Linked DNA regions of Homo sapiens: region 1 is linked to region 2. Evidence: read pairs that join two places in POLR2A ChIA-PET (ENCODE). Cell type or tissue: PC-9. All regions are shown on one strand. Each heading gives the region's core, and the rest is flanking DNA. Links, peaks and the distances in the headings are about the cores only. Region 1 has its middle 63 kb from the start of ZNF133. Region 2 holds the start of OVOL2 (ovo like zinc finger 2).

What was found. ChIA-PET counts read pairs that join two places held together with the same protein. Peaks named below come from ENCODE experiments on the same cell type or tissue, not always from the same donor. Only the 100,000 strongest peaks of a DNase experiment are listed, where the experiment ranks them.
Region 1: POLR2A ChIA-PET joins it to region 2 with 17 read pairs; 3 of 35 experiments call an interaction of 5 or more read pairs at or near these places.

The regions. Positions count from the first base shown.
Region 1 is chr20:18,219,380-18,231,498 of GRCh38, reverse strand. It overlaps the pseudogene GGCTP2. Among named protein-coding and RNA genes, the nearest start is that of ZNF133, 63 kb to the left of the region's middle. RefSeq lists an enhancer at 5,689-6,188. In PC-9, for the core only: no CTCF peak of the experiment used is centred there; DNase peaks (open chromatin) are centred at 6,388 and 8,028; H3K4me3 peaks cover 883 bases; H3K27ac peaks cover 2,459 bases.
Region 2 is chr20:18,052,080-18,064,198 of GRCh38, reverse strand. It overlaps OVOL2 (ovo like zinc finger 2), which reads left to right and starts at 6,283. Exons shown (of 4, transcript NM_021220.4): 1 at 6,283-6,664; 2 at 7,322-7,542. The coding sequence starts at 6,565. RefSeq lists a silencer at 7,600-7,689 and enhancers at 7,091-7,878, 10,206-10,706. In PC-9, for the core only: CTCF peaks have their summits at 4,859, 5,059 and 5,263; DNase peaks (open chromatin) are centred at 5,108 and 6,228; H3K4me3 peaks cover 3,850 bases; H3K27ac peaks cover 1,355 bases.

The DNA.
Region 1 (12,119 bases), core at 1,779-9,778, 170 kb before region 2:
TCTGTCACCCAGGCTGGAGTGCAGTGGTGCAATCTCAGATCACTGCAACCTCCGCCTCCCGGGTTCAAGTGATTCTCCTGCCTCAGCTTCCCTAATAGCTAGGACTACAGGCACATGCCACCACTCCTGGCTAATTTTTGTATTTTTAGTAGAGATGGGGTTTCACCATGTTGGCTAGGATGGTCTTGAACTCTTGACCTTGTGATCCATCCGCCTTGGCTTCCCAAAGTGCTGGGATTACAGGCGTGAGTCACTGTGCCTGGCCAGAAATACAGCATTCTTAAAAATAAAGGTTTATTTGAACTGTGGTATATATATGTGATGGAATACTACTCAGCCATAAAAAGGAATGAATTAATGGCATTCCCAGCAACTTTGATGGGATTGGAGACTATGATTCTAAGTGAAGTAACTCAGGAATGGAAAAACCAAACATCGTATGTTCTCACTCGTAAGTGGGAGCTAAGCTATGAGGACGCAAATGCATAATAATGATACAATAGACAGTGGGGACTCCAGGGGGAAAGGGTGGGAAGGGGGTGAGGGATAAAAGTCTACAAATTGGGTTCCGTGTACACTGCTCGGGTGGTGGGTGCACCAAAATCTCAGAAATCACCACGAAAGAACTTACTCATGGAACCAAACACCACCTGTTCCCCCCCAAAAAAACTATGGAAATACAAAATTTTTTTTTAAAAAAGACTAAAAGGCCGGGCACGGTGGCACGCACTTGTAGTCCCAGCTACTCGGGAGGCTGAAGCAGGGAGAATCGCTTGAACCCGAGAGGCAGAGGTTGCAGTGAGCCAAGATTGTGTCACTGCACTCCAGCCTGGGCGACGGAGCAAGACTCAGTCTCCAAAAAAAAAAAAAAAACAACTGAAAAAAAGGTTTCTTTGAGAAGTACACAGACAGTAGAAGTAGGAAATATTTAACTCTTCTCAGTAGTTACATGGATACAATAGAAATGGCGTCATCTACATTTCTGCTTAACCATTGGTTGCTATGATTTTCATAATCACAGTGACCTTTCTGGTTACCTGAGATTTGATCCTTTCTCTCAGAAGGTCCTAAGAGTTTATTTAGTAGAAAGAAATCCCTTCTTTCTTTTTTCTCCCCACCAATTTGGTGCCAGTAATGAAAGCCTGGTATTATGGGAAGTGGCCTCTCTGGACCTGGTCTGAGGATATCAATGCGTCAATGTTAGGCCAGAAGAAGTTACGTGATCAACATGACATCTGATTTCAGGTAAACAAAATTCACACCACTGACTAGTTTTTGTATTACTTTGTTTTTCAGAACAAAATACTGTATAAGCCACATTACCCCCATACAAAGAATTGTAATCATTTGTAATACTTATGAACTAGGTATTCATTTGTACAAATCTGGAAAGCCAAGATGACCTGGTAATGCTGAGTCAGAAAGGGGCAAAGCAAGAACAAAGGCTCAGTTACCTTGACAGCCGGTTTAGCCTTTCACAGACACACGGGTTTACGCTCTTAAATACACCAAGTTCATGATAAACACATGCTTTATAAAACCAGATCATTCTGAATCTTTGTTTTTTATTTTTTTTCCTGAGACGGAGTCTCTCTCTGTCGCCCAGGCCGGAGTGCAATGGCATGATCTCCGCTCACTGCAACGTCCGCCTCCCAGGTTCAAGTGATTATCCTGCCTCAGCCTTCTGAGTAGCTGAGATTACAGGTGGGTGCCGCCATGCCTGGCTAATTTTTGTATTTTTAGTAGAGACAGGGTTTCACCATGTTAGCCAGGCTGGTCCTCAGGTGATCTGCCACCTCGGCCTCCCAAAGTGCTGGGATTACAGGCGTGAGCCACCACGCCCAGCCCATTCTGAATCTTTTTTTTTTTTTTTTTGAGAGGGAGTCTTGCTCTGTTGCCCAGGCTGGAGTGCAGTGGCACAATCTTGGCTCACTGCAACCTCCGCTCACTGCAACCTCCGCCTCCTGGGTTCACGCCATTCTCCTGCCTCAGTCTCCCGAGTAGCTGGGACTACAGGCGCCCGCCACCACACCTGGCTAATTTTTTGTACTTTTAGTAGAGACGAGGTTTCACCGTGTTAGCTAGGATGGTCTCGATCTCCTGACCTCATGATCTGGCTGCCTCGGCCTCCCAAAGTGCTGGGATTACAGGTGTGAGCCACCACACCCGGCCATTCTGAATCTTTAAAAGTAAATCTTTTTCTATGGAATCTAAAATAGACCTGATTTCAAATGTATCCTTTTTTTGTTTGTTTTTTTTGAGACGGAGTCTCACTCTGTCGCCCACTGGCTTTCCAGATTTGTACAAATGAATACCTAGTTCATAAGAATTACAAATAATTACAGTTCTTTGTATGGGGTAGTGTGGCTTATACAGTATTTTGTTCTGAAAAAGTTAAGTGCAGAGTGCACAGTGATCTCGGCTCACTGCAACCTCCATCTCCTGGGTTCAAGGGATTCTCCTGCCTCAGTCTCCAGAGTAGCTAGGACTGCAGGTGCCTGCCACCATGTCCAGCTGGTTTTTATATTTTTAGTAGAGACAGGGTTTCATAATGTTGGCTAGGCTCCTGACCTCAGGTGATCTGCCTCCCTCGCCCTTCCAAACTGCTGGGATTACAGGTGTGAGACACTGCACTGAGCGTCAAATGTATTCTTGCTTTTAAAAAGAACAGTTTTAGGCTCACAGAAAAGTTGCAGATAGTAGAGTTCTCCTTTACCCCCAATATCAACATCTGGTATAACCACATTAAAATTAAGAAATGTACATTCTTGTTTGATTATTTACTATAAAAAATTTTTTTCTAGGCTGGGCGCGGTGGCTCACGCCTGTAATCCCAGCACTTTTGGAGGCCAAGGCGGGCGGATCACAAGGTCAGGAGATCGAGACCATCCTGGCTAACACAGTGAAACCCCGTCTCTACTAAAAACACAAAAAATTAGCTGGGCGTGGTGGCGGGTGCCTGTAGTCCCAGTTGATGGCGGGGGTGGGGGGGTGGGGAAGAGGGAAGGGGGTGCTAAGGAAGGAGAATGGCGTGAACCTGGGAGGCGGAGCTTGCACTGAGCCGAGATCGCCCTACTGCACTCCAGCCTGGGTGATGGAGAGAGTCTCAAGTCTCAAAAAAAAAAAAAAAAAAAAAAAAAAAAATTCTAAATGGACATGGGTACTATACTATTAACATAGCTGCAGACTTTATTTGGGCTTCAACAGTTTTCCCACTATCACATATAGATGTCATGTCTCCTTAATCTCCTAAAACCTGTGACAGTCCCTCAGTCTTCCCTTGTCATTCATGACTTTGCCACTGTTGAAAAGTACTGGTCACTGATTTCGTAGAATATCTCTCAACGTGGGTGTGTCTCGGCGTTAGATGGAGTCTATTCATTTTGGGCAGGAAACCACAGGTGGCATTGTTCCTTCTCCCTGCATCCTACTGAGGGAACATCATGTTGATGTATCTTCTTACTGGTGATGGCATTGTGTCCGGAATTGGTGGGTTCTTGGTCTCACTGACTTTAAGAATGAAGCCGCGGACCCTCGTGGTGAGTGCTACAGTTCTTAAAGGCGGCGTGTCCAGAGTTTGTTCCTTCTGATGTTCGGATGTGTTCGTAGTTTCTTCCTTCTGGTGGGTTCGTGGTCTCGCTGGCTCAGGAGTGAAGCTGCAGCCCTTCGCAGTGAGTGTTACAGCTCTTAAGGGCGCGCGTCTGGAGTTGTTCGCTCCCCCCGGTGGGTTTGCGATCTCGCTGGCTTCAGGGGTGAAGCTGCAGACCTTCACGGCGTATGTTACAGCTCATAAAGGTAGTGCAGACCCAAAGAGTGAGCAGCAGCAGCAGGATTTGCGAAAAGCGAAAGAACAAAGCTTCCACAGCGTGGAAGGAGACCCGAGCAGGTTGCCACTGCTGGCTCTGGCAGCCTGCTTTTATTCTCTTATCTGGCCCTACCCACATCCTGCTGATTGGTCCATTTTACAGAGAGCCCAGTGGTCTGTTTTGACAGGGTGCTGATTGGTGCATTTACAATCCCTGAGCTAGACACAAAGGTTCTCCACGTCCCCACTAGATTAGCTAGATACAGAGTGTCCATACAAAGGTTCTCCAAGTCCCCACCCGAATAGCTAGATACAGAGTGTTGATTGGTGCATTCACAAACCCTGAGCTAGACACAGGGTGCTGATTGGTGCATTCACAAACCTTGAGCTAGATACAGAGTGCCCATTGGTGTATTTACAATCCCTTGGCTAGACATAAAAGTTCTCCAAGTCCCCACCAGACTCAGGAGCCCAGCTGGCTTCACCCAGTGGATCCAGCACCAGGGCAGCAGGTGGAGCTGCCTGCCAGTCCCGCGCCGTGCGCCTGCACTCCTCAGCCCTTGGGTGGTCGATGGGACTGGGCGCTGTGGAGCGGGGGGCCACGCTCGTCGGGGAGGCTCAGGCCGCACAGGAGCCCACGGAGGAGGAGGAGGCTCAGGCATGGTGGACTGCAGGTCCTGAGCCCTGCCCCGCAGGGAGGCAGCTAAGGCCCGGTGAGAAATCGAGCGCAGTGCCGGTGGGCCGGCACTGCTGGGGGACCCAACATACCCTCCGCAGCCATTGGCCTGGGTTCTAAGCCCCTCATTGCCCGGAGCCGGCAGCGCCGACTGGCTGCTCCAAGTGCGGGGCCCGCCAAGCCCACGCCCACCCGGAACTCCAGCTGGCCCGCCAGCACCGTGCGCAGCCCTGGTTCCAGCTCGCGTCTCTCCCTCCACACTCCCCTGCAAGCTGAGGGAGCCAGCTCTGGCCTTGGCCAGCCCAGAAAGGGGCTCCCACAGTGCAGTGGCGGGCTGAAGGGCTCCTCAAGCAGGGCCAGAGTGGGTGCCAAGGCCGAGGAGGCACCCAGAGCGAGCGAGGGCTGTGAGGGCTGCCAGCACGCTGTCACTTCTCAGTATCTTTGATCACCTAGTTAAGGTGGTGTCTCTTGGATTTGCCTGCTCTGAAATTACTATATTTCTCTTTGTAATTAATAAACATTTTGGGGGACATACTTGAGTCTGCAAATATCCTGTTTGTCCTCAAACTTTTGCTGAATAGTTTTAGAATTCATTGGTGAGTCCAACAATTATTATTGTGCTTTTCTCAGTGATTTTCTATTTTCCTCATTCCTTCTACACATAAGCAAAAGCTGCTCTTTCTTCCTTATTTATTTATTTACTGATTTTTAAAAACTTACTGGTATCAGTATGGACTCATGGATGTTTATTCTATGGTTATAATCCAACATTACTTTTTTTAAGTCTTAAATTGCTTCAGCTTTGGCCATTAGGAGCTCTTTCAGGTTGATTCCTGTGCCCTTTGACTGTCCTCACCCTTTTTTTCCTGGCATTTCCCTCCTTACTGGCACCATAAGGTGCCTCAGCTCTGGAATAGAAGCATCAATGATATTGCTGTCTAATTAATCATGAACAAAACAAATTATCACTATTGATCTCTACATGACAGAGCTAAAATAATGTCCCAGGCCTCTATGTCACCAACATTTAGAAACTCTGTAATTAGTTTAGATACTATGGTTTTATTTTACTCTTTTGTCCATTTAAGTAACACCTAGAACAATACATCACACGTGCTCAATACATACTTGTGAAATGAATGACTACTCTGTGCCAAACACTGTCTGAGCCCAGCACAGGAAAAACCCAGCACAGAGCTTGGCAAAGGAAAAACACCCTTCTGAGAATGCACGGTTCCTTCTGAAAATGCATAATCCATGCGAGCATTTTTCTTTCTTGGCCAGAGAAGAATTATCCATGTAGCTGGCTTGGGGTTTCTCTTCTTTTAGGATACTGGAGAAAACAGTTGGGGCACACGCCTGCTAACATCAGGTCCTATATAGCAGCTCTCAATTCCAGACCTTAGTGCAGACCCCAGAATGGGAAAGGTAAGCAAAAGAATGGCAGGACACGGGGGATTATGCCGAGAGTCAAATGTCACCACCTCTGAAGGGCTGCTGTGCCTGCTGGCCTAGCCAGAGCACCTTGCCCGCTGATTTTCCAGATGGTGGTTGTTGCTGTTTGTCCCTAGATCTGCTCAGTCTTAGCCTTGACACTGTTTAAATCTGGATGAAAAAGACAGCAAAGAAAACAAACTTAGGGCTTTCTTCTTTTTTTTCCCTGCCCCACCAGTGTTCCCTGGATAGTTTGGCCCCGGCATTCAGCCAAGAAAAACATCTGTGATTCAAGAATCATGACACAGCCAGGACCTGCCACCCTGCAGCTCAGAGGCTTTCTTTTCTTGCAGACAAGGGTGAAGAAGTTAGAGGTCAGTATACTCTCAGTCCTCAGGGGCTCCAGCCTGCAGCTCTGTATTGTCAGCTCGTCAGAGATGTGGGACAGGGCACACTCTCTGTGGGAGCCGGCAGGAAAACCAGGCTGTGCTCAACAACAAGAGAAACAAAGAAAGCACGAGGGCTGAGCTGAGAGAACCCTGCCATGAGTCAGCCTGGGGCTCCGAGGGGGCATAAGGCCAGGCTGATACACAGACACCGCCTACCCTCTGAGTCCCTGAAATGGATTTTTTTTGGGTCCTATTAGCCAATAGGAAGTTGCATACAAAGAACAAAAATTCCTAGGATCACCCATCAAATCAAGTTAAACCTGGGCTTTTGGTATACTGTCTTCCCAGCCACTGAGAGAGATTTCTGTAAAGAAAGCATTGTTTTGTTGTTTTGTTTATTTATTTAGAGACATGGTCTCTTGTGGGCAGCTGCTATGGGTTGAATTGTATTCCTCAAAAAACATATGTTGAAATCCTATCTCTAGTATCTCAGATTGTGAGCTTACTTGGAAATAGAATCTTTGCAGATTTAGCTAAGTTAAGATGGGGTCACTGGTACCCTTGTAAAAAAGGCAAATTTGAACATACATGCAGAGGGCAATGGTGTGGAGACACAGGGAGAACGCTGTGTGATTACAGAGGATCACGTGAAGCAGCTACTGCCCCAGAAAGACTAAGGCTTCCAGAAGCCGGGAGAGAGGCCTGGAGCATTTCCTTCCCTAGCACCCTCAGAGGGAGCACGGCTGTGCCAACACCTTGGGTTTTGGACTCCTGGCCTCCAGAACTGTGAGAAAACAAATTTCCATCGTTTTCGGCCACCCAGTTTGTTGTTATGGCAGCTCTAGAAAATGAACACAGCAGCAATGGACATAGGTTCACTGTAGTTTGTTGTAAAATTATTTTGAGAAGACAATTTTCAGGGTCTCTGAGGATTTCATAAAGGTTTTCTATTTCCCAAGCAAGTTCTCAGGAAACAGCCAGGGAGCCAGACACACATGCGTACAAATCTCAGCTTCGCCATTTATTATCTACTTGACGTTGGGCAAGATCCTAAGTCTCTCTAGAGCATTCTTCATCCTTCAAAGAAGGATATGAAACTCTCTTCCTAAGGCCATCTAAAGAGTGAATGAGGTCGTGTTTTTTAAATTGTTTATTGTGTGGCCTCACACATGGTGGCCCGTCAAGATGTTAGATTTCTTTCCTAACAAACATGAAAGAAGACCCTGCCCTGTAGCAGGCAAGCTGGGTGTTAGCTGAGAGTCTCCAACCTAATGTCTATTCAGCATAATAAATATTAATAAGTGCAGTAGACACTGCCAGGGCTCTGGCCAGACCCTTGCAGATCCCTTTAACTGTTTTGTCTGTACTCCCTTGAGTATGCACCCCACGACTCACACCAGAGACTCTTCTTGGAAGTCTTTTCTCGGGCTACTGGAGCCACTTTTTCCACACTCAGGTTGCTAGAAGTGCCTGTGAGTTTATATCCTCTATCTGGGGCAGTTCATGGCCAAAGTCTGAAGGATGCAGGCGTGTGACAGCCCACTTCCTTTGCTTGGAGTCAGGGAAACTCTGAGGCATAACTCACACTCCTGAGTTCCCCTGTAGGATCACGCTGGAGCCACAGGACTTTGCCTGAAAGCATACATTTGCTTTGCCCATCCCTACTTCCACATCAGCCTTCCTGTGAGCATGTCCTTAATGAGTCGCTTACATTCAACTCTGCAATTAAGAGTCTGCTTCTGGGGCACCTGACCCAAGGCAATAAGCTACTGAACATCTCCTGCTGAGATGCCACATGATATTGAAGTTCTGATGGTTAAAGCTAAAAAAACAACCTGACCAGACTGCATTCCAATCATTCACTATTTTAACAGCCATAATAATTATACTAGTAACCTCTCGTTCATGTGTCCAATACATGCATTACGTTCAATTCTAATCCTCATAACCAATGTATACATAGGTAGTTTTACCCTTGTAACAGTTTTTTTCAATGGCCACAAATTTTTTGATTCTCCTCCCATCAAGAGGTAAAGTGTAGGTCCCCTTCCCTTGAATCCCTTTACTTTTACAGAAATCTGCTCAATTTTGATAATGTGTCCCTCAGTTCCCAAGATGTGGCCATTCTAGGATATTCTTTCCCAAGTAAGGACATTCAGCCATGTGGGTTGGTTAACCTTAAATTGCATCTCTAATAGACAGTATATAGTTAGCTCTTACTTTTATAACTAGTTTGATAATCTCTGCCTTTTGACTATTTAGTCCATTTATATTTGATGTGATTATTAATATAGTTTGAGTTGCTGCTATTTTGCTATTTGCTTTTTTTTGTTTCATTTGATTTTTGCTTCTCAGTATCCCCTTTTTCTTGCGTTCTTATGGTTTCATAAAATATTTGATTAAATTTAAAATTTAGAATCTCAGATTTTCTAGGCAATTGCTCAGGTCAGTGAGCTTCAAACCCAGGATTGTGAAAACAGTTTAATTTCTCTGATAGCATGTTTTCTCTACTATCCATGATGATGTTTATGAAGTCAATATCAGGCTGAATTATATTCAATTGTCAGGTAAATAAAATCTTTAGAAGTTATTAATTTGGAGTTTACTGAAACAGGAATTTATGATTCTTCACTGTATGGAGATGTTTCCATATAATCTATGTAAAGGAGAAATTACACAGCATAAAATAAAAAACTGGCTAAACCTTAGAGAAGCCAGCCGGCAGGCAAGAAGAAATTCAGTAAGAATGGGAATTATCACTCACCTCATTGGTACAATATTTTTGGGGCTTATAAGTGCTCCCTACAATCAGATGGCACATCTGTGAAACATCTGATTTGGGGAAAAACTGACAAAAATGTTTGCTGATATTTCTTTAACCTATTTGTTTTATATAAAGTAAACTAAACTTTGTAGTCATGTCTCCCTGATCTGCTTGGATTTGTCTGCTCTGAAATTACTATATTTCTCTTTGTAATTAATAAACATTTTGGGGAACACACTTGAGTCTGCAAATATCCTGTTTTTCCTCAAACTTTTGCTGAATACTTTTAGAATTCATTGGTGAGTCCAACAATTATTACTGTGCTTTTCTCAGTGATTTTCTATTTTCCTCATTCCTTCTACACATATTAATTATAATTCTTCCATAAGCAAAAGCTGCCCTTTCTTCCTTATTTATTTATTTATTTACTGATTGGTATCTATTATATGGTGGCTGGGGCATTGCAAGCCTGTAAGTGTCTAACAAATATTAATTGATTTATATTTACAACCTTTGTTTCATTGCACAAAGTGTCACAGGCAAAAATTTAATTAATGTAGCTTGGCAATTGAAGACATGGGAAAGAAGACATGAAAAATAAGAGTAATTAACATTTGTTGGTTCCTGGCTATGTTCCCAGCAAGGTCCAATGAATGTCTATGAGATGGGGATAGATACATGGGCCCTCACAGGGAGGTTGTGAATATCAAATGGGAAAGTGCATATGAAAACTTTTTGAAAACTCTGAGTGGGGTAAATGCTCTGTCTTCAGTGGGGCCACCCAGAGCAGAGCCTCTCAAATAAATCAGATGCACAGGATAGACTGAGGGGATGCACTGAATGCACTCAGGAGAAACAGAGGGAGGGATGTTCTGTGTCTTCATTTCCTAACTTGCATTTTGAGGGAAAGTATCAAAAGTTATTATGCATTCAACAAACATTTTTTTTATTTTGTTTTGGCTTTTGGGGTTTTTTTTAGACACAGAGTCTCTGTCTGTCATTCAGGCTGGAATGCAGTGGTGCATTCATAGTTCATTGCAGCTTTGAATTCCTGGGCTCAAGCCATCCTCCCACCTTAGCCTCCTGAGTATGTGGGAGTACAGATGCACGCCACCACCACACCTGGCTAATTTTATTTATTTTTTTAACCACAAATAGATTTATTCCTCTAAAAACAGTATACCATCTTTCCAGTTTCAAAATGTTATTATCAATTGTCTGCAGATTACTTACTCTCATTAAGCTGATTTTTTTAAAACCCAGAGCAGAGCAATTTACCAGCACCATCAGTATCATCATCAAGCAAGCTGCAAATCTATCCTTTGCCAGAACAAGGAAACACTGAAGATCAACTCAAGAGAATAATAGCTTCAAGTGTTTACCGAAGGGGTACTCACATGCATTTGTCACACATTCCAGGGCCTCATCGTCCTCTTTTTTTGTTTTTGTTTCTGTTTTTTTGTTTTTTGTTTTTGAGACAGAGTCTCACTCTGTCGCACAGGCTGGAGTGCAGTGGTACAATCTCGGCTCACTGCAACCTCTGCCTCAAGCGATTTTCCTGCCTCAGACTCCTGAGTAGCTGGGATTACAGGCATGTGCCACCACACCTGGCTAATTTTTGTATTTTTCGTGGAGATGGAGTTTCACCATGTTGGCCAGGCTGGTCTCGAACTGCTAACCTCAAGTGATCCGCCCACCTCGGCCTCCCAAAGTGCTAGGTAATCACCCTCTTTTATAACATTGCTTAACTCCTAAACCAGTTTATTTTTATAGTCTGAAAACAAGAATCACCCACGTGCGATATTTCTTCAGAGCACGGTTGAAGATGGATCAAACATGGAGATCCTCCAGATCCCTGTTTTCAAATGGTATTTTACATTAGTACATGGAATATCCTTAGATATATTCTGTTATGTTCTAATGAGTTCGTGATTCCTTTTTGATGATGTCTTCAATTTCTTCTGAGACCTTTCCTGTACGGTCATTTGGTCCCACAGCTTTTAACTTCTTTTTGTACTCCAGTGGCAAACCATTTTCTTTTGCACCTATGCAAATAACCTTTTTATACTGTGGGGATGGGAAACACTCTTGTAATTTGTCATCAGATAATGTCGATAGGTTATTTCTCTTCTTGAGTTGAAACATTAACTTCCATGACAACATAAATTCCATCACTTCTTGCCTGCAGGCGGGCCATGTAGAAGAACACCACCGAGGGGTTTTGGAGGTGGATCTCTCAGTCAGCAGGTTGCTGTCGTAGGGGAAGCACAGAAAACTCTCCTCATCTGGGCCCGGATGTCCTTGCAGCCTGAGTTTGCCGTGTCCCACTAGATGCCTGCACGGGAGTCTGGAGCAGGGCTGTGAGGAGCCACCACAGAGCGCAGGACTGTGCCCGTGATCCTGGCCAGTGATGGCCACGCCGCCACCTTGGGTTTTGGGCAATTTTAAAATTTTTGTAGAGATGGGGCTCCACTATGTTGCCCATGCTGGTCTCAAACTCCTGGCCTCAAGTGATCCCACCTTGACCTCGCAAAGTGGGGGGATTACAGGCGTGAGCCACTGTGTTCAGCCTCAACAACAATCTTTTTTTTTGAGACAGGTCTCACTCTGTGGCCCAGGCTGGAGTGTGATGGGTCGATCTGGGTTCACTGGAACCTCTGCCACCAATTCCATCTTGTCTTATGACTCCTTGTGGGCCCTGTCCAGGGCTGGGGTCAAGCTGGCCCCTTAGAGAGTCAGAGGAGCGCACAGAGAGGGTGATGGAGAGTGACAGTCTGACACACGTGGCTATAGCACTCTGTGGGACCCCTAAACTTTTTGTTTGCTCTAGAAATCAGCTACCTGATGTAATGATTTTTTTTTTTTTTGAGATAGAGTCTTGCTTTGTTGCCCAGGCTGGAGTGCAGTGGTGCGATCACAGCTCACTGCAGGCTTGATCTCCTGGGCTCAAGAGATCCTCCTGCCTCGGCCTCCTGAGTAGCTGGGACTACAGGTGCATGCCATCACATCTGGCTAATTATTTTTTACTTTTAGTAGAGATGATGTCTCGCT
Region 2 (12,119 bases), core at 1,883-9,882:
TTGAAAGAAATTTATCATGTCCCACAAAAAGACTGTCAAGTATTTTTAAAAATTGTATTATATCTATAGATGAATTTGGAGATTTTTGGCCTCTTTGATTCTGAATCTTCCAATCCATTAATATAGTAAAACTTTCCATTGATTAGTGTCTTCTTTAATGTCTTCCAATAAAGTTTTTTGTTGTTGTTGTTTGTTTGTTTTTTAGACAGGGTCTTCTTTTTTGTGGCCCAGGCTGGAGTGCAGTGGTGCCATATAGGATCACTGCAACCGCCACGTCCCGGGCTCAGGTGATCCTCCCACCTCAGCCTCCCGAGTCTCTGGGACTACAGGTGCACACCGCCATGCCCGGCTACCAATAAAGTTTTCTAATTTTATATACAAAGAGCTTGCACAATATTTTCAAAAAATCAATTGCAAGGGACTTTGTATTTTTGTTGTGTTTTAAATCATTTTTCATTAGACTTTTTATTTTTCTGACAGTTGCTGGCATGTAGAAATTTAATTGACACTGAAACCTTACACACTCAGATTCTTTTTTTTTTTCTGAGACCGAGTCTCGCTCTATCGCCAGACTGGAGTGCAGTGGTGCGATCTCGGCTCACTGCAACCTCCACCTCCTGGGTTCGAGTGATTCTCCTGCCTCAGCCTCCCGAGTAGCTGGGACTACAGGCATGCGCCACCATGCCCAGCTAATTTTTGTATTTTTTAGTAGAGACGGGGTTTCACCGTGTTGGCCTGGATGGTCTCAATCTCTTGACCTTGTGATTGCCCACCTTGGCCTCCCAAAGTGCTGGAATTACAGGCATGAGCCACTGTGCCCAGCCCACACTCAGATTTTCTACACTGCAATCTTGCTAAAGTCTCTTATTAATTCTAATAATTTATCTATAGATTCTTTTGGGTTTTCCGTAGACAGTGATGCTGACTACAAACAATAGTAGTTTTGTTGTTTTCCCTTATAATCCTTATACTCTTATTTCTTCTTTTTTGCCTTGCTGTACCTGCAAGGAAGCAATCTAATGTGAGTGGGGTGGTGAGAGCAGGCACCCTTGGCTTGTACTTGGGTGCTTTTTCCACTAGTGAGTTCAGTGGGTAAAAATATATCATTTTCCTAATACTGTACTATACTTCAATTAAAAGTTTAGGTGGGAGGCGCGGTGGCTCACGCTTGTAATCCCAGCACTTTGGGAGGCCGAGGTGGGCGGATCATCTAAGGTAGGGAGTTCAAGATCAGCCTGACCAACATGGAGAAACCCCGTCTTTACTAAAAATACAAAAAATTAGCCGGGCATGGTGGTGCATGCCTGTAATTCCAGCTACTCGGGAGGCTGAGGCAGGAGAATCGCTTGAAATTGGGTGGCGGAGGTTGCAGTGAGCCGAGATCGTGCCATTGTACTCCAGCCTGGGGAACAAGAGCGAAACTCTGTCTAAAAAAAAAAAAAGTTTAAATAAAGTTTCCTTAGGAATATTTTCTCAACAACATCTTACCCTCTCCTTATTGCTGTGTGCTCCAGGGATGCCACTGAGCAGGTTTGTACCTGCCTCCTTTCAACCTGAATATATATTACTGGAGAAAAGAAGTCTTAAGTGAGGGTGCAGATGGCTGCTTTCAAGAATTTGAAGAGCTACCAGGGGGAGGGAGTACAGGGGGAGTCTCAGCAGCCCTGGATGACAGAATAAAAGGGGAGATGGAAGGGCAGGAAAGCAGATTTCCACAAGCAGAAAGAAAAGCTTTCTAGCATCATTGTTGTCTAACCAGAGAATAGGTTGCTTTTTGAGACAGTGAGCTTCCCAACACTAGAAGTATTCAAGCAGGGCTAGATACATACCTACCAAGGATGCTGTACAGACCCCTCACCCCCAATATTGGGCGGGGTATGGACCACATTATGTCTCCTGTCTCTTCCAACTTCAGTCTTGAGATTTGTAAAGAATTGGATTCATTTCTTCTTTTTTTAAAATTGAAATTGTTTTTATTAACATCTTGTGTGTGTTTTTAAGTTCTGAGTATTCAACTTTGACTATGACCAAAATGTCTATATTTAAAGAGGTAACAAGGTATTTAACACATTGTGTAATATGAGCCAGATAAATTGCTTTCATACTGAGGGCTCCGTCCAAATAAGGCAGAGGCCACGATCCCAGGTGGAAGGAATGGAAATGAATCTATTTCAAGGCCAGTAGCTACACCCAGAATTCACTCAACTCTACCAAACGTACCTGCACTATCTCAGCAACACATCTCTACAGTTTGACAAGACAATCAAAAGTATATTTTGTACTTAATGTAATAAGAGGCTCAGATATAAATGTCTACTTTTATATATTTTTAACTTATGCAGATCGTTTGTTATTTAATAAATAAGTTAAACTGACTTTGTTGCAAATGAGATATGAGGATGTGCATATGAAGAATAATTGGGCTGGGAACAGTGACTCACACCTGTAATCCCAGCACTTCGGGACGCTGAGGCGGGTGGATCATAAGGTAGGAGTTCGAGACCAGCCTGGCCAACATGGTGAAACCCCATCTCTACTAAAAATACAAAAATTAGCCAGGTGTGGTGTCAGGCGCCTGTAATCCCATCTACTCAGGAGGCTGAGGCAGGAGAATCACTTGAATCCAGGAGGCAGAGGTTGCAGTGAGCTGAGATCTCGCCATTGCACTCCAGCCTGGGCAACACAGCGAGACTTTTTTTAGACAGAGTCTTGCTCCGTCACCCAGGCTGGGGTGTAGTGGGGCAATCTTGGCTCACTGCAACCTCCACTTCCTAGGTATAAGTGATTCTTCTGCCTCAGCCTCCCGAGTAGCTGGGATTACAGGTGTGCACCACCATGCCCAGCAAATTTTTGTATTTTTAGTAGAGATGGGGTTTCACCATGTTGGCCAGGCTGGTCTGGAACTCCTGACCTCAGGTGATCTGCCTGCCTTGGCCTCCCAAAGTGCCAGGATTACAGACGTGAGCCACAGCGCCCAGCAGAACTTGAATGGTACTTAGTTTCTCATAGCCTATTTTCCCTCCTTCTTAAAAAATGGGACAAATAATATTGCCAAATGAATGTAAATAAAGGTATTTAGGAAATAATGTGAAAAAGCTTTAAAGCATTATTTACTTTTTCTTTTCTTTTTTAATTTTAGATTCGGGGGTACATGTGCAGGTTTGTTACATGGGTAAATTGCATGATGCTGAAGTGTGGGCTTCCAATGATCCTATCTCCCAAATAGTGAACACAGGCCGGTTGTGGTGGCTCATGTCTATAATCCCAACACTTTGGGAGGGCGAGGGGGGCGGATCACTTGAGCTCGGGAGTTCGAGGCCAGCCTGGCTAACATGGTGAAACCCTGTCTCTACCAAAAATACAAAAATTAGCCAGGTGTGGTGGTGCATGCCCATAGTCCTGGCTACTTGGGAGACTGAGGCACGGGAATTGCTTGAGCCCAGGAGGCAGATGTTGCAGTGAGCTGAGATCTCACCATTGCACTCCAGCCTGGGGACAGAGGGAAACTCTGTCTCAAAAATAAAATGAAAATAAAAACAAATAGTGAACATAGTACCTGATAGGTAGTTTCTCAAGGCTTTCCCCCTCTCTCCCTCCCCACTTTTGAAATCCCCTGTGTTAACTGTTCCCATCTTTGAATCTGTGTGTACCCAATGTTTAGCTCCCACTTCTAATTGAGAACCTACAGTATTAGATTTTCTGTTTCTGAGTTAATTTGCCCAGATAATGGCCTCCAGTTGCATCCATGTTGCTGCAAATATGTGATTTCATTCTTTTTTGTGGCAGCATAGTATTCCATGGTGTATATGTACCATATTTTCTTTATTGAGTCCACCATCGATGGGCACCTGGGTTGATACTATGTCTTTCCTACTGTGAATAGTGCTGCAATAAACACACAAGTGTTTATTGGTAAAGCGATTTGTTTTCCTTTGGTTGTATATCCAGTAATTGGATTGGTGGGTCCAGTGGTAATTCTATTCTTAGTTCTTTGAGAAATCTCCAAACTGCTTTCCACAGGGGCTGAATTAATTTGCATTCTCACCAACAGTGTATAAGCATATAATAGTAGTGCAAGAAAAGGAGAATTGGGTTCACTTCTTATCCTGCTTTCTGGGATACTCTATCAACTCCTCTCATAATACTTAGAAAACCGACCTTACAATGGAGGCAAGTCAACCAAGATAAAAGCTGGTTCTTTGTACATGTTAATAATTTTGATAGACCCCTATCACATCTGATCAAGAAAAAAGAGAGAAATAAAACACATTAAATTCCTTTCTCCTCAGGAAGCACCCAGCAAATATAGTAGGTGTGCATCCAACGACCATAGAATAAAAAGGTTGTTATCCTGTTAAGTCTTCATCCCCAAACCTATAAAGGTTGCATTGCTTTGGAGGTTTCTAGCCTTATACCTCATCATCCTATAATCTTTTAAAATAATACAAATAGGCAAAGTAGTCAAGACACTCACTGGTTTGAAATCCAGTGAAAGGAAAAAAAAGCTTTGTTAATGGAGTTGACAGCCTCTTCTGTATAATTGGAAGTTCTGAACGAAGTGAAGTTTTGAAGATTTTTAAAGACTGGGAATAATTCTGTAACTTCATAGTTGTACTTCATTTTTACTCTTCCATTCACCCAAGCTCCTTCTTTCTAGCAAATCCCGTTTGTTGGTGGATAAAAATACATCTGCAGAGTCTCCCGGAAGCTGCCCCATCAGCCTCATAGACAAGAAGCCTTGTTTTCCTGCACCGCTACAGAAATGTCTTCCTCCTCCTCCTCCTCCTCCTCCTCCTCCTCCTCCGGCTCACCGGGATCAAAGTCTTTTTCGTTCTTAGCTGGTTTTTCTTAGAGAAAAGCTGGAGTTCAGAGTTCAGTCCAGAGAGGGTGACTCCTTGAGGGCAGACCTAGAGGCGCCGCGCACCGGTCCCGCCCGCAGCCCCGGCAGAGCTGCGCCCCGGCTCCCTGCGCCGCGCGAGTCCGCCAGTAGCGCCGAGAAATCCGTTACCAGGCGGTTGTGTCCCCAAGGGCCATTCAGGGCGGAAGGGAACAGGGAAAACCGCTGTGTTGATTCCCGGGCCCTGTAGGCTGGGAGCGCGGAGGGTCAGGTTACAGACAGGTGAGGCTGGCTGTTGGGTGAGCCTTGGGCTCCAGGGCATCCCTGACCAGACGCGCCCCCGCAGCACCCGGCAGCTGGCACACGTCTGACGACCTCCTGGAGGAGGGCGACCGCAGCGACACAAGAGGCTGTGCCGGTTGTCCTGGGCGCACCCGAACAAGGCCTTGGGAAGGGCAGCGCGCCCCGCAACGTGAGCACAACTGCTTTACAAACTTGGCATATTTTACCAACTCCCCCTCCTTCTCTCCCTCTCCCCTCCAGGCATAAAGGTTGATAGGAACAAACAGATATAATAATAAATGCAAAGCTTTCCTACCTCCCCGGTAGGGGCGGCTAGAAGATGTAGCCAATGTTCACTATGCTAGCTTCCTGGAAAGGTATTTCCCAGTCTCAGAATTTGGGGATCGGGTGGTTAGGAGAGGCAACGGTGGGAGTGGGCGAGGATTGGGGGCTTGTTTTGAAGCTGCATTTGCATAATATGCTCCTGGCTTTTGTTTCTATTGTGTGTTTACTTGGGGTGAGGGGGCTCTCGGGGGGTGCAACGTCTTGTGAGGAGAAGCTGCTTTGGCGGGGCAAGGCTTGTTTTTCTTAGATTGTATGATACTAGTCAGAAAAATAACGTGGTCTAAAGATGCCGAATTTTTAAATTTATTTTTACTGCTTATGGGGGGGGGGTGTTGTAGCTGATGGAAAGCTTAAGCCCCTAAGCCCCCACCCCCCATTATTAATAATCAGAATCCTTGGAAGTCTCCCGCCGCCTCCCCCTTCTGACCGCCCAGATTTCATCAAGCCCCAGGAAGGCTCCACAAGGTCCAGGGGAACTGAGCCATTTTCTGGCTCGTCGAAGACAAATCCACCGGGCGGGGGAGGGGGGCAACTCGTGGGAGGCCCCAACTCACCGGAGGGGTGCCCTGGGAGGCGAACCTGGGGTTTACCTCGAAGAGCTCGCCTCGAGGTGCAGGTGATGGGGGAATGGGGCGGGGGTTGATTAAAAAATGTTCTTCCTTTCTTAAAAAGAGGAGGGGGAAGAACAGACTTTAAATTCTTTTGCAAACATTCATGCCTAAGGAAGGGCTGGAACAGGCAGCCCCGGCCGCCGGAACCGGTCGGACAGGTAGCGAGCTTGTTGACACCGTTATGTTGCAGGGCGCATGCTCAGTCCCAAGTTTCCTGGTGCCTTTTCTATTCCACCTTATGAAACTTTTTCCCCGGCGTGGTCTCACTCGCGATTTAAGGCATAGGTGTCGCCGAGCCGGGAGGCTGGGAGTCGCCAGGCGTGCGGGGGAGAGGCCTGGGCCGCGCCGCGGCGGGGGGTGGAGGAAGAGGGCAGGCGAGGCGGGAAGGTGGGCTCTGGCCGCCGGGAGCCGGGGACGGAGCCGCCGCCGTTGCCCCTAGCGGGGAGCAGCCGGGAGGAGGGGGCCGCAGTCGGGAGAGGGGACCCCACCATGCCCAAAGTCTTCCTGGTGAAGAGGAGGAGCCTGGGGGTCTCGGTCCGCAGCTGGGATGAGCTCCCGGATGAGAAAAGGGCAGACACCTACATCCCAGGTGAGCGCGCGCGGGGGCCGGGCCTGGGCGCTGGGCTCCCGGGGTGGGGGAAGGGGTGGCGGGTCTTCTCTGCTCATCGGCAGGGGCGGGCTCCCCACCTCATCCCCCTCTTCCGGGGGGCACGCGGGGGTCTTCTAGGCGGGTTAGGGCAGGCAATGAGGGACTGGGATGCCCCAGACTCTAGGCGCCCCCTTCCCCGTAGTGGGAGCCTCTAATTGCCCGGCGGCGGGACCGTTGGCTGCAGCGCGGGCCAAGGTGGCCCAGGAAAGGGATTGAAAGCCAGCAGAGGCTACCCCCAATCTCACGTCCTCATGGGGGTGCACAAAGGCTCGCCAACCCTTCTGGGGCTAGCTGGGGAGAGGTCAGATCCGCCTCCCCCGCCCTGAGAGGAAACTTGGCGCGCGGGGTCCTCCGCCGCTCGTGGCCGCCCGGTTCCTCGTGGGCGCCTTGGCTGGGACCGGAAAGAGGCTCCGAGCACCCCAAGCTAGCTCTGTGGGCCGATTCGGGGCTTACTGGCCTCCCCCGCGACGTTGCCCACTTGGCGAGGTGCCCAGGTCCGGGGCGGGGCGGCGGCAGCACCGCCCGCAGGTCAAACTGCCGCGGGCGTGCGGGTTGACGCCGAGTGTGTGTGTCGGGGCGCGGCCCCTCCCTCCACAGTGGGCCTAGGCCGCCTGCTCCACGACCCCCCCGAGGACTGCCGCAGCGACGGCGGCAGCAGCAGCGGCAGCGGCAGCAGCAGCGCGGGGGAGCCTGGAGGAGCAGAGAGCAGCTCGTCCCCGCACGCCCCCGAGAGCGAAACCCCCGAGCCCGGCGACGCCGAGGGCCCCGATGGACACCTGGCGACCAAGCAGCGCCCGGTCGCCAGATCGAAAATCAAGGTACTGTGTCGACTCTGCCCCCGCCGCCACCTGCACCACGCCCTGGCGTCGGGCTCCCGAGGCCGGCGCCCCTCCCTGCCGCGCCCGCCTGCGCAACCCGGCACCCGCGCCCCGAGCGCGCCCGCCGCGCCGCTCCTGCACCTGCCCCTGGGCGGCGGCCAGGGCGCCTCGGCGCGTCCTCCCGCCCGCAGGGTAGCTGCTGCGCAGGGGCGGCCGGTTCCCGGAGTGGGCTCCGTCCTCCCGGTGGCCCCGCCTGATGCCGAGTGCTGCCTCTGGAACTGCCGAAAAGGCACAGGCATCACTGCCTTCCGCCAGCAGCCCGTTCTGTGCGCTAGGCCTGTAGAATAACCAAGGCCGTCGGAGTTCCTGAGGTTGGAAAGGAAGCCTCAGCGCTCTCAGAAATTCCACCCTCTGGGACGCAGTTCCTGGCGCCGCGATTCTGAGAGTTCACCCCCCATGCTTATGTTCTGGACCTGGGCGGCAGCTTGACACATAGTGGGCCTCTCCCAACATGAACCGGTTCCCAGTGTCTGTCAGACAGGAGGCTTGTGCACGGCACTTTAGATCTGTCATCTTTCCAATCTTGAATTAAATTGATGGGTAAAAGGGTTCAACTACAGATTTCTCGAGCGCCCCTACCCCAGTGGATTGGAGTGTTTCCTCCCATCTATGGTCGCGCCTCGGGGCCCCCTCGAACATTCTGGACGCCCACCTGCGCTTTCGGGCAGAACTTCCATGATGGTCTGCTCAAAGGTATCCGCTACCCACCAAGGTTTAGGAATCCCATTCCACTGACTCAGCCAGCTGGAGCTAGGAGGTGGTGGTTTATGATCACTTGGCCCCTCTTTCTAGCCTGGTGGGCCGCAGTGCTACACTGTGCACCCCCTAGACCCCCGGTGCAGGTGGTAATTCCAGGGCTCTCCGGTGCCCTCCTGCCACCCAGACCGGGAGTAGAGGGCGGTGGGGAGGGAGAGCCTGGGCTTTGCTGTGGATTGAGAAAGGACCCCTCATTTTCCTGGGAGAGGTCCCCTATGCACATTGCGTATTCCCAGGGTTTGACTCCGGGGTGGGCTGAGGCGCATTTGGTTTTGAACTGAGGTTTGAGGCTTCAGCTGGGATCCAAAGGAAAGACCTCTTTAAAGAAGAAGCTGCCGAAACCGTGCGGGCCGGCAGCTTAGCGGTAAGTGTGAGGGTGAGGTTCAAAGTCAGCTGGCCTGAGGCTCTTCCGGGCCAGGTGGGGTTAAGTGGGAGGGAAAAATTTGCCTGAGGCTGGTAGCTCTGCCCTTCGGGAGATTCTACAAAGTGCCCCACTTGCATATTTATCACCAGGCTGGAAGGACAATTGCAACGTTGTTTTGGGAGCCTCTGCAGCTAGTTTGCCCCTCTGTCCCCCAATTGCCCAGATTCCCCTGGAGAGAAAGTGACAGATTCTCATCCAGTCTCTTAACAAATATTTTAGGCAAACTCTTCTGCCTCAGGCACACAGGGCCGTTGGAATCCTGGATTAAAGGAAGACGTAAACCAATCTTATTTCCTAGATTAGTTGCCTGTGTGCTGGGGGAAGGGGGGCGGGAGGCACAGTTCACTCCTGAACCGTTAAGAGTCTTCTTTCCATAGTTTCCAGGGGAATTTTTATTTACTGGGGATGTTTAGGTTCCCTCTTTCTGCCTCTACCCCCAAAAAGGAAACATTTTGGTGTTAATATGCTCCAAGCCTCCAGAATTATTATCAGCCATGGCATTGGCAGTTTTCAAATGACTGACCAAATTGCCTGTGACTTAGCACGTTGTATAATTATAAAGTTCTTTCCAAGGCATGCTGAACTCACAATTTCTCTAAGAATTAGTTTCTTTTCTTTTCTTTTCTTTTCTTTCTTTTTTTTTTTTTTTTGAGATGGAGTTTCGCTGTTGTTGCCCAGGCTGGAGTGCAATGGCTGGATCTTAGCTGAGTGCAATGGCTGGATCTTAGCTCACTGCAACCTCTGCCTCCCGGGTTCAAGTGATTCTCCTGCCTCAGCCTTCCGAGCAGCTGGGATTACAGGCATACGCCACCATCGCCGGCTAATTTTGTAATTTTAGTAGAGACAGGGTTTCTCCATGTTGGTCAGCCTGGTCTTGAACTCCCGACCTCAGGTGATCCGCCTGCCTCAGCCTCCCAAAGTGCTGGGATTACAGGCGTGAGCCACCGCATCCAGCCAAGAATTAGTTTCTTAGGCAGTGGGCTCCCAGGACCACAAGAAGGGCAGGTTTGAGCTATTGCCTGGCACAGAGAAGCAACACTCTGCCCGTCTAACACCTGGGGTGTGCAAGGCAGCAGGAGGTAAAAATGCTCCCACCCTGGTGTTCCTTCCAGAATCATCTGGCAGTAGCGGTTAATCATATAAGCTCTGGCTTTGTCACTTCTTAGCTGTGGACCTTGAGCAAGTGGCTCACCCCTCTGAGCCTCGGTTTCCTTATCTGTAAGATGATAATGATACCTACTTGATAGCATCGTGAGGATAAATGAGTGGAGGGTAGAACATGGTATGTGCCCAATAACCATAGATAGTATTCAGGTTAATAGGGAGACACAAACATTATTAACTCTGCTGCAGGACAGTGAATGTGAAACCAGAATTCCAAACAAAGACGTGACCGATTTGAGTGGGGAAAGTGTCCTGATGTGGATTTGAAGGCTGGGGAGAAGGGAGGCGGGTGGGCCTGAGGGCAGTGTGGGCTGAGTCCCGCAGCTGGAGCATAGAAAGGATGAAGCTCTGGTGGCTGAAGATAGGAAACAGGGCTTGCTGGGGTCAGGGAGAGAGTTGGCGGTAAAGAGCTGGAAATGTAACCAGGACAGGGTGAGATGGTGAAGGGGCCAAGCCAAGAAATATGGGTGCTCCTGCTGGGCAGAGGAGAAGCTCTGGATGATGTAAGAAGGAAAACCTCAATCGGGTTCCTCTTTTTTTTTTTTTTTTTTGAGACAGAGTCTCTCTCTGTCGCCTGGAGCTGGAGTACAGTTGCGCAATCTCAGCTCACTGCAAACTCTGCCTCCCAGGTTCAAGTGATTCTCCTGCCTCAGCCTCCCAAGTAGCTGGGATTACAGGCACCTACCACAAAGCCTGGCTGATTTTTGTATTTTTAATAGAGACGAAGTTTCGCCATGTTGTCCAGGCTGGTCTTGAACTCCTGACCTCAGGTGATCTGCCCACCTTGGCCTCCCAAAGTGCTGGGATTACAGGTGTGAGCCACCGCGCCCTGCCATTTGGGTCCCTCTTAACGGCTGTGTTCATGGATCATTATCTCTTCTGAGCCTCAGTTCCTTGATCTGTAAAGTGGAGGACTCAAAGAATCAGCCTCCTAGAAGAGTTGCATAGATTAAATGAGATAGTGGGTGTAAAGTGTTTAGCTTTCTGTGCATGTGTAAACTGCCCAAGAGGAAGTTAGCTGACAGTGACATACAGCAAGTTTTAATGCCCAACATTTTGTTGGCTGTAAGGACATGGGATTCACTAACTTGATCGTGTTGATGGGTGGATCTGGAAAAGGAGTCCGAGGTGCAGATTAGGAAATGTGGCTGGCCCTTCCCAGCCTACCTGCCTTTTGACGGTGTGCCTCAGGGCAGATTGTGAAATTGTCTCTTTACTACTGAGAATTCTGTAATTTGCCAAACAAATAAGGGTGAGAAGATGATGTACATTCCAGAGAGTGTGCATGGCAGGTCCCTTTTGTGCTGGATCCATCTGCAGGTCTTCAGCTGCGGGGTAGAGAAACCCAGGAAATACTAATCACCATTGTCCTTTGGAGGCTTATTAGAAAGTAAGTAACTCTGAAGTTGGCTGATAGTATTCATACGTGATTCTCTGGCTGGTAGGACCCAGGTCCAAGTATGGAGTACCAAGTGAATTTGTCCTCTCACCCTTTCCTATTCTGTTCTTTCTTTTTGTCCTCTCCCATGGGTTCTTCAAAATAAATTAAGTTTAGATTCTTTCAAAAGTATGCTTGGCCTTTTACCCGGCTCTCTATCGAGTCTTGTAGTGGTGCAGATGTGTGTCTACGGAGTAGTCCCCATACCCCCATCACTTTGTATTATTTACAATCTCAAAGGCATAGTCATACGTATCTGCCACCCAGCCCCAACAACCATTAACCCATGGCCAGTCCTGCCCAGCCACACTCCCACCCCTTGCCCCATGCATGATTCTGAAGCAAATCTAGGACATCATACCATTTCAACCATAAATAGTTCAGAATGTGCGTTTAGTGGATAAAGACCAAAATTCATGATCACACCCACATTACCAATTGTGTTCACATTACTAATTGTCTCATAAATTAATACTTTTCCCCTCCAGTTTGCTTAATCAGGTCCACATAATGTCCACACATTGTAATTGATTGGCATGTCTTTTGAGCCTCTTTTAATTTCATACATTTTCCCTCCATCAAGTTAATTGTTGAAGAAATGGGTGATTTGTTTTGTAGAGTCCCCAACAGTCTGGATTTTGCTGAGCGCATCACCATGTGCCTAATGTTTCTCAGTCCCCTAGGTTTTCTCTAAACGGATAGTTGGATCTGCAGCTGCAGCATCCAGTATCACAT